3 separate regions of the Mus musculus genome follow, and all the other regions are linked to region 1. A link is a loop called in an ENCODE intact Hi-C map of the cell type or tissue named here. Cell type or tissue: left cerebral cortex. All regions are shown on one strand.

Region 1 (2,500 bases):
TTAGGAACTTCACAACCGCTCATCCTAAGAGTGCGATCTCAAGCTTCAGAAAAGAATCAAACTTTTCAAAGTTTCTTTGCCTGAGGCAAACCTTGAGCTATCCTCGTGGCCTGAGACCCTACACCCGCCGCACCCCTCGTCACTGTCACACCGCGTCTGCTCATACACAGGGCCAAAGGGTAGCTTCTGAACACTGAGAACTAGGCAAAGTTTCAGGGACAGAACAAAAGCGGTGGAAAACTTTCTCCCTGGAAACCCGGAACGCTGCGTGCGTGCAATTTCGGGAGGGCTTGCAGACACACCCTCTGCAGCCCCGCGGGGACCCCAGGGGAAGAGCCGCGAGCAGGGCTGGGGAGGAGGATGGAAGGTGAGTCCGGGGCGTGGGCCGTCCCCATCCCACCACGTCCCCGTCGAGTGGCTCCGGCCAAGGCGCTGCTGCACCTCACTGCAGTTCCAGCGTGGGAGCGCGCAAGCGAAGCGCCTGGTACCAACTCCAGGCTGCCCGGGAAGATCGGGCCGCGGCCGCACACAGGGGACCCCCGACGAGGGAAGCCCGGACCCGGTAGCCCCGAGACCGCGGCCGCCCCGCCCCGCCCCGCCCCGCGCGAGTCCCGGGACAGCGCGCACCCGGAGGCGCCGCAGCAACCTCGAGGGGCCACCGAGGACGCGGGCCTTCCGTCCGTCCCTCTCCCGGGGCCCGGCCTCGCCCTCCGCAGCTCTCCCCTGCCTCAGTCCCAACGGCCGCCTCGCACCCGCTCGCCGCTCACCTCCCCGGCCGCTGCCGCCGCCGCCGCCACCGCTGCCGCAGCTACCACCGGATCTCGCGAGACTTCGCTCCGCCCCCGTGCTTACCCTCCTCCCGTCTGAAGGCACGGAGCCCGTCCTGGAAGCTCCAGGTAGCGCCGAGCCGACTCCCGGAGGTTTACACCCTGCTTCCCTTCTCCCACCCGGCATCCGCCCTCGCCCCTGACCCGGAAAAGTTAAAACCCAGGTGCGAGGCCGCCCGCTCCCGCCGCGCTCTCACCTGGCTGCCCCGGGGCGCATGCGCAGCTGGGCTGCGGAGCTGGGAGCTCTTTGGTTGCTGCCTAAGCTCTGGCTGCTCCCAGTCAGATAGATGGTCAGTCAGTGCCGGCTACCCTAGCAAGCAAACAGCTCATGCTGCCTCACTAAGTGCATTCTTGCCGCCTCCCCATTCCAGAAGGAGGTTGCAGCGGACGAGCAGACCGGCCTGTGGAGTCGGTGCGTTTCTGATGCCACACCCGCACCTGTAGGAACCCCTCCTCTTGAGCCCTGCCTCACTCTCCACCCCTCTGTAGTTCTTCCGAGTGGAAGAAGTGACCCCAATAGGGGGTCTGTTGCAACCCATCTTAATGCAACTAGACAAGAGAACGCTTTTCACACTTTCTCCAACTCTGTAGAGCCCTAAAAGCAAAATATGTTCGAAAACAGTGGGAGAACCCAGGATAGAATGGTTCATGGACATAGAGCCAGGGCATTCGTGGAGTTAGGTCAGCTGTTCGGGGCCACAGGGGGTCGCATATCAGATTCTGTGTATCATTTACATTGATTCATAACAGCAAAATAACTTTATGGTTGGGGGATCACCACAACATGAGGAACTGTATTAAAGGGTCCCAGCATTAGGAAGGCTGAGAACCACTGCATTACGGTGTGACTTCTTCCCAAAAGAAAACTTAAGAGTAATTGCTTCTAAGGAAGAGAGGCTGGCATAGTGAGATGCACTAAAGTGGGTACCCATAACCTCGTGCCTTAGAGTTTTACTGCTGTAAACAGAAAATTGCCATGACCAAGGCAACTCTTATAAGGACATTTAATTGGGGCTGGCTTACGGGTTCAGAGGTTAAGTCCGTTATCATTAAGGCAGGAACATGGCAGCAACCAGGCAGATATGGTACAGAAAGAGTTGAGAGTTCTACAGCTTCATCTGAAGGCTGCTAGGAGAAGAATGGCTTCCAGGCAGCTAGGGTGAGAGCCTTAAAGCCCATGCCCACAGTGACACACCTACTCCAACAAGGCCACATCTTCTAATAGTGCCACTCCCTGGGCAGAGCATATACGAACCATCACACTTCCGAAGCCTGCAATAAAGAAAATACCCATATGGTCTTAGTAACACAGTATTTGAATTTGCATGACTCTAGGGCCTGGCACTGCCTTGTGACAAGGTCTTTGTCTTAGTTTGAGTTTCTATTGCTGTGAAGAGACATTATGACAACTCTTATAAAGGAAAACATTTAATTGGAGCTGGCTTACAGTTCAGAGGTTTAGTATAGTATAGTCATGATGGGAAACATGGCAAAGTGTGGGAAGACATGGTATTGGAGAGGCAGCTGAGAGTTCTACATCTGGATTTTCAGGCAGCAGGAAGAGAGATTGAGCCACTGAGCGTGGCTTGAGCTTTTCAAAACTCATAGCCCACCTCAGTGACACACTTCCTCCAAGGCCACAGCTCCTAATAGTGCCATACCCTGTGGGCCTA
Region 2 (2,500 bases), 100 kb before region 1:
TTGCCGACAATTCTAACCACCAGTAAGCATTCACAAGCTTATTTGCTTGCTTTTTTTTTTTTTTTAAATCAAACTATGCAACATGCTTTTAAATCAATATGCAGATAATGCACACACAGCTGAGTCATCATTTCAGGACTCAAGGAGACAAACAACAAACGTCCAACATATTAATCGGGAAAATTATTTTTCCTGGAATTATGTGGCTGTAAACACAAATAAAGCAGTGTTCTGGTTAATAATAAAAATGGAATAGCCTCTCCAAAACCCACAGGGTTTGGAGGAGAATCCCCAAACTGGGAAAAATACACAAACAAATCTGGACAAATTAAACTGAAGCCAGGACTGGCTTCCTAACTGTCATTATCAGTAGCAATTATTGCCAACTGTTCATGTCCTGTCAACTCTGTCTCTCTGCAAGCAGGATTAAACATTCACCATAGAGAACTCAGGAGTAAGGGCAACAGCAAACAGAGAGACACACAGACATACAGTGGTAGACAGACATGCCAGCCAGCAAGGTGACAGGAACAGGAATGTAGCCATCCTGCCCTGTCCAGAGACAGACTGACCTTCCTTGAGACTTTTCTGGTTGCTTCCCTCAAGGCATTCCTTTTCTTTGAAAGGTTCAAAATCCTCAGCAGTTAAAATTTCTGGGAAGCCTTGTGGCTGCTTCTTGGAGCTATCGATCATGGTGAAGACTTCTGGAGACAGGCAGCATCCAGCAGGAGATAAGCTTGATTCGCAGGACAGTAGAGAGCACAGAACACTCTGGTCCTGCTCCCTCCTCACAGCACACTGGTCACAGAGCAATTAAGTCTCTAAGTGACATAAGGCAGCCATTCGCTTGGAGTTCCCAGCTTGACCTGCAGACACACTCCTTCGGGTGGGAGCCTTTAACTCTTCCACACTAGAGGAAGGCAGAGGCTGCGAGGCACGACTCTTAAGATCCCACCCCCTTTCCCAGCCATCCCCCTTCCCTTTGCCATTCCAGCCTCCCCCGCGCTGGCTGCTTCAATCTGCAGCTAGATGCTCCCAATCATCTGACGAGCACTGAGTCAAGCAGTTAAAAATAAAATCTCTAGCTATTAAAGAGAAACCTTTGCTGATAACAGGAAGATGAACGGCTGGCTGCCGTCTCTGCTGTGCTCTCTGTAAGCAAAGCCCTGGGCTGTGAAATACTTCACACTGGCCAGACGAGCCCATGCATTACTCATGAAGTTCTCCAGCTAAACAAATGACAGAAGAGGACATCCAAAGGAAGCAGTTTTATCTCTGCAGAGGCACCTCACTGAATAAACATGCTACCAGCACATGTGGGTGGAAAGCATCCCTTCCCTCCCACGTTCCTCTGTGGGAGCCTCTTGCTACATAGGGCTATCCCTGGCAGAGCTTTATAGCCAGGAATGTGCTGCAAATCCGGCTGCTTCCTTGGCTATTCAGAGCCCATGGAGCAGCAGTTTGCCTTTGTGCCACTAGTCGGCTGAGAGAGCTAGCATCACTAGGATTCTTTTTTAAAGGAGAATTGTTCTCCCAAGTACAAAGCAACACCACTAAGAGATGTTCCTAAAAGATTTAATCAGCGATGGGCTGGAGTTTCATTTCACAACACGCGTGCCTTTTCTGCAAGGTACAGGTGGCTACTCACACATGCAAGGGGCACTCTGGAAGGAAATGTTTATGGATGGAAATTCCAGGCAACGTGGAAACAAGTTTGTTTCCACATACACCAAACACACACCAGCAGACACAATAATTTTTAGAGTTCAAACCATGTGCCTTTGCATAGAGCTCCCATATGCCCATCAACAAATGGTAGTGGCACAAGAGCCGTGCTCGATGAGGAGTCTTGTCGAATGAGTAATTTTACTTGTACACAGCCAAGGGACAAGACTAAGCTGAAAAAAAAAAATACAGGAGAAAATAGCTGACAACACTGTTCCTGACCAGTGACCAGGCACGACTGATGGATGATGAAGAAAAAAGCCTCTAAAGGATGGATATTTCTTCTGAAGAGAAAATGAGGTGATATTAGTCATACACAGCATGGCCTCGGTGGACTGAAGAAAGGGTTACATCCTGCACACAGGTGAAGCAGTATTTCCCCTCCTAGCACAGAGGGGTTTGGATCAAACATCCTGAAAATCTTTTGCCTCTGGTTTCAAGGCAGTCAACCCACACTATCCTACTGAGATTGCTATCTGCCCTTCTCCCACATCTCTGGAGAATGGGATTTTACAACATATGACATGTTTCTTGTCAACGGAGGCTCCTTTTGAAGCAACAGAAGTCTTCCAGCATAGTCTAAGTCTAAGAGCACATGGAAGTGTCTATCACACTGCCCTCAAGCAAACCTCTGCTACTGTCCCCTGTCTCTGGACCTAGTTTCCCGATACAGCATTCCTGTCCTTCCAAGAGTCACAAGGAGTGACTGCTCTTTACTGGGTACTTCATCAACTTTTTTGCACATATTACACGGTATCCCAGCAGTCCTGCTGAG
Region 3 (2,500 bases), 81 kb before region 1:
AGTGGTTATCTTTAAGGGGTGACTCTTTTGCCAAGTTGGATCTAATTCAAATATTGAGGCAAAGTGGTTTTCTTTTTTAAATTTATTTTAGTATTTCTTTAAGGAGAAAACAGCACATAATTAGTTCTTTATTAATGAGGAACAGACTCTGCCAGTCTGAGAAACCTTTCCTCTCTGATGTTTATGAACTGAGAGAAAATGAGCTTCTAGAAGTGTGTAATTCTGCCACTGACTCCAGGAGGCACAGAAGGCTGAGGAGTGTCCCAAGATCCTTAGGCTGCTCTTGCCAGCTGAGATGTGGAAAGCTGCTCTCCTTATTGTTCCTTCATTCATTGCTCAAAGCACCAAAACCTAGCACTGAGAGGACAGTGCGGCTGTAGTCTGATCAGAGGCTCAGCCCTACACACCCTAGAAGACACAAGCCTCGCAATAAAATGCCAGTTCCAGACCCCACAGATTTGGTCACGATGCAGTCACAAGCACTTCCTGTCATGAGAAACTAGAAAACCCAACACACATGAGGCATTTGCTCACACACATGAGGCATTGCTCACACACACTAGAAAATGGGCTGTGCATCAAGACCCAGTGCTCTGGAGGGTGAGCCAGCTCCAACATTGCAGGTTAAGTTTCTGAAAGAAAGACTTGTGTTGTCAGAGTCCCGAAACCTGTGTGACAGTACCCTGATGTCTCTGCTGATGGAAGTGCTCTATGTGATGGACTTTCTCACAAGGCTAAGTAAAAAATGACCAGCTTAAGTATCCTCATAGCACACATGCTCCAAGCAATTTGAGTGGAAAGCTCTCCCTAGGGCAAATGGCAGGGCAACAGCAGAGATGCCAAGGGAGATGAAAGTCAGTGCCCTTAAACCACTGTCCCCAGCACAGTCTAAGAGCTGCCCCGGGGTGGACAGAGCAGGAGAACAGGAGAGCCGGCCCTCCCAATGGGTGTGGGGGCTGGGAGTGTGGGGTGTGTGAGAGCCCGGCCAGAGGGTGAGAGTGAGCAAGAGCTGGCCCTGCCTCCTGTTGATGACAGCATTGGGCAGCCTAGCCAGAACAGTACTCAAGAGCGTGCCCTGGTGGTACAGATAAGGGAGAGCCAGCGACCTACCAGCCTAGCTACCACCCAGTCCCAGATCCAGGGCCAGTGGGCTGACCAGCCCAGCTACCACCCAGGCCCAGATCTAGGGCCTTGATATAGCCCACCCCAAATCTGCATTATCTGTGAACTGTTGAGTGTCAGTCCTGTTGATTCAAAATTGCAGGATTTCCATGACACAGGGCAACAAAAGGATAATCAGGCCCAATGAGGATTCAATACTGATGGTTTCACAGAAACCAAAGACCTTGAACTAGACCAATGACTCATTGCAATGAACATTCACAAGTGAAGATCTGTGGACAGAGGAGTATGTTGTGGGGACACTCTGTGATACACTACAGCTTCCATGACAAGATGTTTTCTATGTTTTATTTTGCTTTGTTTGTGTGGTTTTTATTATTTTGGTGGAGGGAGGAAGATTGCAAGGGCAGGAGGCAGATACAAGGGGTCAGGGAGATGAGTGGGACTGGGGTACATGATGTGAAAGTCACAAAAAAAATCAATAAAAAGTTAAAAAAAAGTACCCCTAGATCTTGACAGGCAAAATTTACAAAAGGCTTTGAGGTGACCTAAAAGTTACTCAATGCTTACCACAGCCAAAATCCAGTGCTTTTAAAATGAAGACAGCAAAACCCAAGCCCAAGCCCAGACACTGCCTGGTAATAGTCACAACATTAGGACCATATGTTCACACATGCATACACAGACTCTTACAACTTTCACATGTAACCCCTCCACACGCGCGCGCGCACGCGCACACACACACACACACACACACACACACACACAGAGAGAGAGAGAGAGAGAGAATATGAATTATACATAAGAAAGATAAAGCCACAAAGATAACTGGTAGCTTTAAATTTCTGAATACATGGTGAACGAGTAAACAGAAGATCACTGGTGACTGCAGACAGCGTTTCATAAGTGAAATCTGACAGAGACACAATGTTCTACCCTCAAGGGTGCATAAAAGAATTAGTTGCTTATACAGTACATACATTTCTACAAGAAAGTGTTAGTGAAGAAAATAAAAACCAAAATACTTTCTAAAACCTTACCTGGCCTTGAGTTAAAATTCCCAAATTATTTAACTGTCCATATTTGAATCTGAACTTGATTTCATTAGTATAATGCCAAATTCCTTATCTTTTAAATCCTCAGAATTATGACATTTGAATGTACATCCAATCTATACTCTGAAGGTGTTAGTGTGATAATTTGAATGAGAAATGTCCCCTTCGGCTCACACATTTGAACACTAGGTGCTACTTGGGTGGGTTACAGAGTGTGGCCTTTCTAGAGAAAGTATGTCACTGGGCTTGGGCCTCACTCCACTTACAGTGTGTTCTTTACCCTCCATGTTCATGGATGAATGTGCTTTCTTAGTCTGCTAGAG

The links. A loop is a pair of places that touch in the nucleus more often than their neighbours do. Peaks named below come from ENCODE experiments on the same cell type or tissue, not always from the same donor. Only the 100,000 strongest peaks of a DNase experiment are listed, where the experiment ranks them.
Region 2: a loop joins it to region 1, with 4 times the contacts of the local background. A loop is called at or near these places in 14 of 42 quality-filtered maps.
Region 3: it touches region 1 in a loop (2.3-fold over the local background); 5 of 42 quality-filtered maps call a loop at or near these places.

What each region holds. Positions count from the first base shown.
Region 1 is chr16:13,254,822-13,257,321 of GRCm38, reverse strand. It overlaps Mrtfb (myocardin related transcription factor B), which reads right to left and starts at 841. Exons shown (of 17, transcript NM_001122667.2): 1 at 768-841. In left cerebral cortex, CTCF peaks have their summits at 760 and 964; DNase peaks (open chromatin) are centred at 404, 871 and 1,035; H3K4me3 peaks cover 1,472 bases; H3K27ac peaks cover 1,380 bases.
Region 2 is chr16:13,356,832-13,359,331 of GRCm38, reverse strand. All of the region lies in intron 3 of Mrtfb (myocardin related transcription factor B), which reads right to left. The region is part of intron 3 of LOC115488652 (a long non-coding RNA gene); the gene reads left to right. Among named protein-coding and RNA genes, the nearest start is that of Gm15738, 64 kb to the left of the region's middle. In left cerebral cortex, a CTCF peak has its summit at 1,472; DNase peaks (open chromatin) are centred at 1,061 and 1,359; H3K4me3 peaks cover 2,074 bases; H3K27ac peaks cover 2,500 bases.
Region 3 is chr16:13,335,581-13,338,080 of GRCm38, reverse strand. The region is part of intron 3 of Mrtfb (myocardin related transcription factor B); the gene reads right to left. Among named protein-coding and RNA genes, the nearest start is that of Mrtfb, 80 kb to the right of the region's middle. In left cerebral cortex, a CTCF peak has its summit at 1,086; no DNase peak of the experiment used is centred here; H3K27ac peaks cover 398 bases.